Regions from separate parts of the Homo sapiens genome. Here region 1 is linked to region 2. Evidence: chromatin contacts called from ENCODE Hi-C or POLR2A ChIA-PET data. All regions are on one chromosome and are shown on one strand. Each heading gives the region's core, a stretch centred on a gene start or an enhancer-like site at or near the end of the contact. The rest is flanking DNA. Distances are from core to core; before and after follow the strand shown. Region 1 overlaps LOC101928053 (a long non-coding RNA gene). Region 2 has its middle 14 kb from the start of CTR9.

Evidence for each region. A loop is a pair of places that touch in the nucleus more often than their neighbours do. ChIA-PET counts read pairs that join two places held with the same protein, here RNA polymerase II (POLR2A).
Region 1: POLR2A ChIA-PET joins it to region 2 with 12 read pairs in naive thymus-derived CD8-positive, alpha-beta T cell. The contact joins two enhancer-like sites. A Hi-C loop is called at or near these places in 1 of 168 maps with a recorded cell type or tissue (CD8-positive, alpha-beta T cell). POLR2A ChIA-PET finds 5 or more read pairs at or near these places in 4 of 52 experiments (AG04450, Caco-2, GM12878 and 1 more).

Annotation. Positions count from the first base shown.
Region 1 is chr11:10,822,083-10,826,316 of GRCh38, forward strand. LOC101928053 (a long non-coding RNA gene) reads left to right here. Exons shown (of 3, transcript NR_120540.1): 3 at 1-849. Among named protein-coding and RNA genes, the nearest start is that of EIF4G2, 15 kb to the left of the region's middle. Within about 2 kb of position 2,974, at least 2 of the 41 ENCODE cell types and tissues checked have a DNase peak (open chromatin) inside an H3K27ac peak, as active enhancers do.
Region 2 is chr11:10,734,583-10,739,291 of GRCh38, forward strand. No RefSeq gene overlaps it. Among named protein-coding and RNA genes, the nearest start is that of CTR9, 14 kb to the right of the region's middle. Within about 2 kb of position 1,274, at least 21 of the 41 ENCODE cell types and tissues checked have a DNase peak (open chromatin) inside an H3K27ac peak, as active enhancers do.

The DNA of each region.
Region 1 (4,234 bases), core at 1,724-4,223, 89 kb after region 2:
GTGGTGTGATCTTGGCTCACTGCAACCTCCGCCTCCCAGGTTCAAGCAATTCTCCCACCTCAGCCTCCCAAGTAGCTGGGACTACAGGTGCCTGCCATCACGCCCGGCTACTTTTTGTATTTTTAGTAGAGATGGGGGTTTCACCATGTTGGCCAGGCTAGTCTTGAACTCCTGACCTCGAGTGATGTGCCAGCCTTGGCCTCCCAAAATGCTGAGATTACAGGCATGAGCCACTGCACCTAGCCACATCCCATAAATTTCGGTATGTTGTGTTTCCATTTTCATTTGTCTTAAGATATTTCTGATTTCTTCTTTGACCCATTGGTTGTTCAGGAGTGTTAATTCCACATACTTGCAAATTTTCCAAGTTTTCTCCTGTTAATTATTTCCAGTTTCATACCAGTGTGTGAAACCTTTCCTTGATGTAGTAATAGATATAAATACACACATATGTATAGGTTTCCATCTATGATTCCTGGCTCATAACTCCCAGAGTCCTTGTTACAGTCTTTTGTTACAATGTTGGTATGTTAGGCCTCTCTGACTTTCTCCAGTGTTCCTTTCACCTGCCCCAAGGCAGGTCTGTAATCTGATTGTGGGTCATAAGACCACCATTCCAGAGAGGGTCCCATCCCATACCCTGGGGGAAGGAATGCTAACGTCACGAAGCTTCTATAAAAAGCCAGGATGACTGGATTTAGAGAGCTTCTGGATAGCTGAACACATGCAAGTTCCTGGAGGGCAGCTCGCCCAGGGAGGGCATGGGAGTTCTGTGCCCCTTCCCCCATACCTCACCCTGAGCATCTCTTCATCTGTATCCTTTGTAATAAAATAAATTGGTAAACATGTTTCCCTGAGTTCTGTGAGTCACTATAGCCAATTAATTGAACCCCAAGAGGGATTGTGGGAACCCCAACTTGAAGCCAGTTGTCAGAAGTTCCAGAGGCCCCAGACCTGTGACTGGTGTCTAGCAGTGTTGGGAGAGGGAAAGAGGACAATCTTTGGGGGGCTGAGCCCTTACCCTGTGGGATCAGACACTATTTCCAGGTAGATAGTGTTGGAATTGAATTGGAAGACATCCAGTCAGTGTTTGTTGCCAAACTGATTGCTTGCTTGTTGCTAGGGAGAAATCCCCACATAGTTTGGGGTCACAGAAGTCTTCTGTGCTGATTGATGGTTCTTGTGCTGGCATGAGAGCAGAGAAAAATCAGTTTGAGGGTTTTTCCAAAACACTTGGCTATAAAAACACACTGTTCTGGTTGACAGTTACATTTTATTGTGACTGATTAGATAAAAGGTGGAGAAAAAGAGAACATTTGTGAACCAACAAGGAACTCAAAACAGAAAGCAAAAATACTACGGTAAAACAATGTCACCCAATGCTGTCTCGGAGACTAATCTTGGCCCTAGAGCACTGCACATCTCCATTATCACATTTCTACAGTGGAGCCTAGGGCCTCTAACTACTTCCCTCCCTTAGAAGAGAAAGTGCCTGTCAGAATATACAAATATACAAATATCCCTCCATTTTGGGGGGAGAATGGTAAACCAAACAAAGAACTGTCTTTTATTTTTAGTTAATTCACTGTATCTTTTTAAATTCTTTTTTCTGTCTCAAGCATCATTTTTACTAGAACTTCATGTTTTTTTAGATAGTGTTCTTATTCTTTTCTGGACAGAACATTTTAAAAGTCTGTGTCTCCTTTTTGCATTCTTTCACCGTGATCACAAGTCAGATATAAAATCCAGCTGGATCTGGCTAACAACTGTTGAGAAACGGACTTAAATGAAGACATTTCAATGGTAAATTCGGTGATGTCTTTCTGGTTACAGCTCACCTTTCTACATTTATGTGTAGCCCAAAGGCAAACACATATATACTGACAAACCACCAAAACAAAACCAGAGTAGGGGCAGGGGGCAGGGGCTCACGCCTGTACTCAAAGGGATACCAAGATTGGAGGAAGGCTTGAGCCCAGGAATTTGAGGCCAGCCTGGGTAACATAGCAAGACTCCGTCTTTACCTATATATACACATGTATTTCATATAAAAGCCGGATGGGGGTGGAACAGAGTCATCATTTCAAGGTCTGAAGTTATGATTTCTGAGAACTTGGAGAACTGAGAATTTAGGAAAAAGATAAGGTATGCAGGAAAATAGGAAAAGATATAATTTTGACAATCTGATAAGGGAGACAAAGATGATCATGATTGATGTTTACAGCATGTGCTTCTGATCTTTTGAAGAAGAGAGAATATAAGATAATATTAGAAGTCAAAGGGCAAATGTTCTTTCTTGCATTCAAGAGTCAATAGAGGCAACAGTAAAGAACTACTTTTTTTAAGAGATGGGGTCTGGCGATATTGCCCAGCCTGGTCTTGAACTCCAGGGCTCAAGCAATCCCCTCACTTCAACATCCCAAAGTGCTGGGATTACAGACGTGAGCCACCTCATCTGGCCTATAAATGATTATTTAAATAAAAAGCTACTCCTTTGCCATCATTACTATCTATAAACCAAATGTTGCTCATTGAAGTTAGCATTAGTTTTTGCTTCATCTCTATGTTCTTCCCAGCATAGTGTGTGATACATTATGGTCATTCAATAAACATTTGTTAAATTATTAGGGTGGTAGAAGTGACGTGGGTCTCTCTCCAACAAGATCATGGGTGAACTCATAATCAATAAACACTAAGTGCTTACCATCTTTTATACTTTTCTAAGTGTTTTACATGTATACACCACCACAGGAGATGGTTGATATTACTATTCTCTCTTTACAGACAAGGAAGCTGAGGCACAGAGAAATGAGTACATGACAGAGTTGGGATTTGAGACTAGGCAGTATGGGTTATAGAGCCTATATGCTATACTAGCACTCATACGATCTCAAGTCAATCAGAAAAATGCCCCAGGATAACTCCACAATACATTAAACCAGAGCTAGATATCTGCCCGACCCAAGAACCAAAAACAGGAAGTGTCACACTAGGCTGGAGAGTCACTATACACGTATAAATTGGCAGTGGGCTAATAGTAAGCCAGGAATCAGGTAGGGCCTCTGCTAGCCTGTAGACTGGGGCAAACTCACTCACCAATACCCAAAGCTTGTTTAGTGGATATGGTACAGTAGATTTCAGAAGATCTTAAACCCTTCACTGGGTGCCTTTATGCTATGCAAAAATTGCAGAGAGTGTAAGCAAGAGCGAGACCAAGAAGAGAAGGAGGAAGAGAAAGATTAAAAGCCAAGGACAAAAATAGGCATGGGAGGGAGATGGGGGTGAGGAACAGATGGATCCAGAAGGCCAAGTTCAGAAATTGATAAATCAATTGTGGTCACACCATGCTTCAATCAAGAGAATTTTAAAACTTCCCCCTAACTCCACCCATCAAATCCTGCTCCTAAAAAGCCTGTTCCTTTTGATCAAAGGAATAATATAAATACTGACAAGTAACAATAAACGTGGCCTATTATTTTTATTTTTCATTTATCATTTTTTTTAGAGACAGCATCTTTCTCTGTTGCTCAGGTTGGAGTGCAATGGCATGTTCATAGTTCACTATACCTTCAAACTCTCAGGCTCAAGGGATCCTCCTTCCTCAGCCTTCTGAGTAGCCAGGGCCACAGGTACACGCCACCACACCCAAACTGAGAATATGCCTTAAAAAAAACAAAAAAAAAAACCAAAAAAAACAAGAAAAACACCTCTCTGTTACGGTCTGAAAGCTTGTGTCTCCCCTAAATTCATACGTTGAAATTCTAACCCCCAAGCTGACTGTATTAAGAAATGGGGGCCCTTAGTGGGAGGTAATTAAATCCTGAGGACAGAACCCTCATCAATGGGATTAATTATCTCATGAAAGAGGCCCGAGGTGCTTGTTTGCTCCTTCTGCCATGTGAGGGTACATCAAGAAGGCACAATTTATGTATCAGAACAAGGGCCCTCATCAGACACTGAATCTGTTGGTGTTTTTTTTTTTTTTTCTTTGAGATGGAGTCTCACTCTGTAGCCCAGGCTGGAGTGCAGTGGCATGATCTTGGCTCACTGCAACCTCTACCTCCCAGGTTCAAGCGATTCTCCTGCTTCAGTCTCCTGAGCAGCTGGCATTACAGGCGCCCACCACCATGCCCAGCTAATTTGTTTTGTATTTTTTGTAGAGATGGGGTTTCACCATGTTGGCCAGGCTGGTCTCAACTCTTGACCTCAAGTGATCCACCCACCTCAGCTTCCC
Region 2 (4,709 bases), core at 24-2,523:
AGCACAAGGCAGCTGACAGCGTCCAGGGCTCAGCGCTTCCTCACTCATGTCTGGGGGATCAGTGTGGTTGTATGCCCACCCCTAAAACAATCGCAGTGGCCAAGGGAATGCCAAGGGGGCAGGGATTATGTTGATGGGTTTAGGCCAATTGGAACTGACCCCTGAAACTAAGAGTTGGTTTGATCCTAGACTTAAACCACAATAGGATGGGGGAACCTGCAATGGCAACTGCAGATATTCACCCCAAAGACCCTTCTTCAGTGTGGGTGTGGGTGTGGGTGTATTGTGTTGTGTCAGTGTGTATGTGTGATGTGTCAGTGTGTGAGGTGTGTGTTTGTGGGTATGAGAGTGTATTGTACACATGATGTGACTGTGTAAGCATGTATGTTGTGATTGTGCATATAAGTGTGTGTGTATGTTTGTATTAGTTGAGAAGACCATATGCTGGACTAAGTGTGCCTTGCATTATTTTTTAAAATTTTATTTTATTTTATTTTATTTCAATAGTTTTTGGGGTATAGGCGGTTTTTGGTTACATGGATAAGTCCATCAGTGGTGATTTCTGACATTGTATTGCACCCGTCACCCCAGCAATGTACACTGTACCCAATATGTAGTCTTTTATCCCTACTCCCCTCCCAACCTTCCCTCCACCCCCACCAGTCCCCATTGTCCATTATATAATTCTTGTTGGGGCCTTCCATTCTGACTCTGCTGCTACCACCTTGCTGGCCCCCAAGGGTCTCCCCCATCCCCCAACCCTCGCCCCCGTTTATGAGCAAAATCCCTTTTCCCCTAAGCATAGATGATAGGGTGGAAATTTTAACAACTTTCCTAACGAAAAAGGAGAAGAGAAAGGAAATCCATTCAGAGAGCATAAGAAACCTAGAAAATCATTTCTGACAATGTATGTCCCTGAACCAATTATGACCTCCTATTTCCCCCACTCAGCTGTCTCAGAGCCTTCCCAGCTCCCTGCCTGGCGCTAACTGCTGGAGGCCACCCTAGGACGTTTGTCCCCTAGCAGCCAAGGCCAAAAATCTCATTTGCACATTTGTACTCACCATTCCACCTCAGGGCCCTCCGTCACCCCCACCCCCGTCCTCTGTCCTCTCCTCCCGCCTCCTTGGAGAAACTTAGTGACATTTCCAACAAGGGCCCCACGGTAAGAAAGACGGCTTCCTTATACTCTGTGGTGAGGATCAGCACATGTAAACACAAATAGGAACGTTGCCTCAAGCGCTCCATCAGCGCACTCTAGAGTCCTACAAAGGATTAGACAAAACAAGGTCATCTCCCCGAGTCCCAGCCCAGTGCCTGGCCGCCCACCCCTTGCTCCGCCCAGGGCCTGCTCCCTCCGGTGATCCCAGTCCAGTGCAGCCCTCTGCTGCCCTCTGCTGGGCCCTTGCCTACACAGCCCCGGGGCTCACCAGCCACCAAGAACACCGGGGGCTCTTGGCCAACCTTTTCATGTTCCTCTGTGATCTGGAGGCTGGAACAGGTTCACCAATACTTTCACCCACCCATCACTTCTCAGTGTGCTGGAACCTGTGAACGGTTTCCTAGTCGTTCAGAGTCTCATGTCCTCGATTTTTTTTTAAAGCAAAACAGAGGTTATAATCCCTACCTCACAGGACCAGGGTGAAGATTAAAAGGGCTTATTCATTCATTTATGAGTCATATGTTTATTGCACCTCTACTATTTGCTAGGCACTGGGTTGGTACTAAGGATACAAAAAGAAACTATCCTTGCCCAAATGGCGCTCACTGTTCTGTATACACAAATACACAGTTGTGAATCATGATAAAGGAACTCAGTAAGATGCTGGGATAGACTAAGACAAGGGGAAGCTTCAGGGAAGATAAGGAGGCAACTTAAGCATGAACACGAGTCACATCCAAGGGATAAGGGGTTTGGGGTGGGTATTCCAGGGAGAGGCACAAGAAGGCTGTCGTGAAGGTCCCAGAAAAGGTGATAGAGGTAGGGAGTAGCTATAGCTGGAGGTTAGCCAGAGGGGGCAGGGCCTCGATGAGAATGGAAAGGGATTTGGACTCTATTCTAAGTGCTGTGGGAGCCATGGAAGGGTTGAGAAGTGGGGTTGTGAGGCGTTGGCTCACACCTGTTATCCCAGCAGCTTGGTAGGCCGAGGTGGGCAGATCACCTGAGGTCAGGAGTTCGAGACCAGCCTGGCCAATATGGTGAAACCCCCGTCTCCACCAAAAAAATTAAAAAATTAGCTGGGCATGGTGGCATGTGCCTGTAGTCCCAGCTACTCAGGAGGCTGAGGCAGGAGAATTGCTTGAACCCAGGATGGGGAGGTTGCAGTAAGCCAAGATCACTTCACATCACTGAGTGACAGAGGGAGACTCCGTCTCAAAAAAAAAAAAAAAAAAAAAAAGGCCCGGCATGGTAACTCACACCTGTAATCCCAGCACTTTGGGAGGCCAAGTCAGGCAGATCATGAGGTCAGGAGTTTGAGATAAGCCTAGCCAACATAGTGAAACCCCGACTCTACTAAAAATATAAAAAATTAGCCAGGCGTGGTGGCAGACACCTGTAATTCCAGCTACTCAGGAGGCTGAAGCAGGAGAATCGCTAGAACCCGGGAGGTGGAGGTTGCAGTGAGCAGAGATCATGCCATTGCACTCCAGCCTGAGTGACAGTGTGAGACTCAATCTCAAAAAAATAAAAATAAAAATTTAAAAAAAGAAGAAGTGGGATTTGGAGATCATGCCCTCCAGCTCTCCGTACCACACCAGCTCACCAGTGTCCTGCAGACTTCTTCACCTCCACCCATCTCGAAATGCTGATGCTCCTCTGGGCCTGGTCCTGGGCCCTCTTTTCTTCTCTCTCCACACTCTACTTCTCCTCCATCATCTCCTGCATTCCTGTGATTTTGAATAACATTCCTATTTGGATTGGTGTCTCCACCTAGACCCCTCCTTCTGGCTCCAGATCCACACATATCAAAGAACCACCTGCCCACTCTCAGCTTTTGGATTTCCCAGATCTGTCAAACTTAGTGTCTCAACCCTGATTTAATCCTGGCTCTGTCACTCCCAAACCTGCCTTCCCCATCTCAGCAAATGTATCACTTGCTCACTTGCTGAGACTTTATAATATAGATAAGCCCAAATATTTACACATTTACGCACACACACACGTTTTTTTGTGGAGACAAGGTCTTGCTAAGTTGTCCAGGCTGTTCTCAAACTCCTCAGCTCAGATCATCCTCCTGCCTCTGCCTCCCAGAGTGCTAGGATTGTGGGTGTGACCCACTGCATCCAGCCGATGATATTTTTTAAAGTTCCACATCTGTCCCCTCCACCTCCACATAACAGCCAGAGTGACGATGTCATCCTCTGGGAAATTGGAGTATGTCAGTTTCCTACTTCAAATTCATTAACTGCTTCCCTTTGTGCTTAGGACAAAACCAAGCTCCTTACCATGGTCTACGAAGTCCTACAAAATCTGGCCTAGCTTCCCCATCCCATTTCACATCCTTCTCTCCCTCGTTTAATGTGCTCACCACTGGCCTTTTTTTCGTTTAACCTCCTGTATGCATGCCAAGCTGTTTTCTTCCTCCAGCTCTTGTACATGCAGCTTCCTCTACCTGGAATGCTCCTGCCTCATCTCTGTAAAGCTGGTTACTTCCTACTCTTCAAACGTCAGCCTACCTGTCACCTAGTCAACAAGATCTTCTCCATTTGCCCCATCCAAAGTATGTCCACTTCCAGGTCTACCCTGATATCAAAACATATTTTGAAACTCCATTAAGTAAACCAATTTGATATAAGAGAAGAAATCAGTGGAACCAAAGAAAAATCAGAAGTAGACTCAAATGTACAGGGAATTTAGTGTAAAGTAAAGGTGAGATTTCTAATTACCTGGGAAAAGAGAGATTAGTAAACAAATGGTGATAGTACAGCTGGTCAGTACCTGTTAAGATGACAAGGGCGAGTTCCTCTCTGACTCCTTAGCCTAACAGTGTTAGTGAATCAAATACTTGTAAAAAAAATCATAAAATATCTTAGAATGTGGATCAATTTATTACAAATCTAAGAAAGGTGAGGACTTTGTTTGAAAAGCCCAAAACTCGAAGCAATAAGGCAAAAAATTAATAAGTTTGTCTAAGTAGCAATCTAACTTTGGTACAAAAAAAGAAGGAAAAATAAAACAACTAAATCAAAAGACTCAGTTCAAAAATAAGGAAAACAGTCCCAGCACCTTGGAAGGCCCAGGCAGGTGGATTGCTTGAGCCAGGAGTTTGAGAACAGCCTGTACAACACAGTGAGACCCCCTATCTCTACAAAAACAAAAACAGGGAAAATATTGAAAACATATTTGTAAAAGAGCTTTTTTTCTTAACATAAATAGAACTGACACACATGAATGCAACAACAACAAAAAAGAACAAACTAATAGAAAGTTGTGCAAAGGATAGAAATGGTTTATAGAAAAACAAATTCCAAAGACTGTAAACATATGGAGAGATGCTCTACTTGAGGTATAGTAGAAGAAATGCAAATCAAAATAGTGAGAAAACGTTTTCTTTCCACTTAAACTGGTGAAAGTCTTCCCGAGTGCTGGCAGGAATATGAGGGAAGGAATACCGCCACCCACTTTTAATGAGAGGGTAGTACAACTGATGCGATCTTATTGCACGTTACTTTGACAAAATCTATCAAAATGTAAAAGGCACATATCC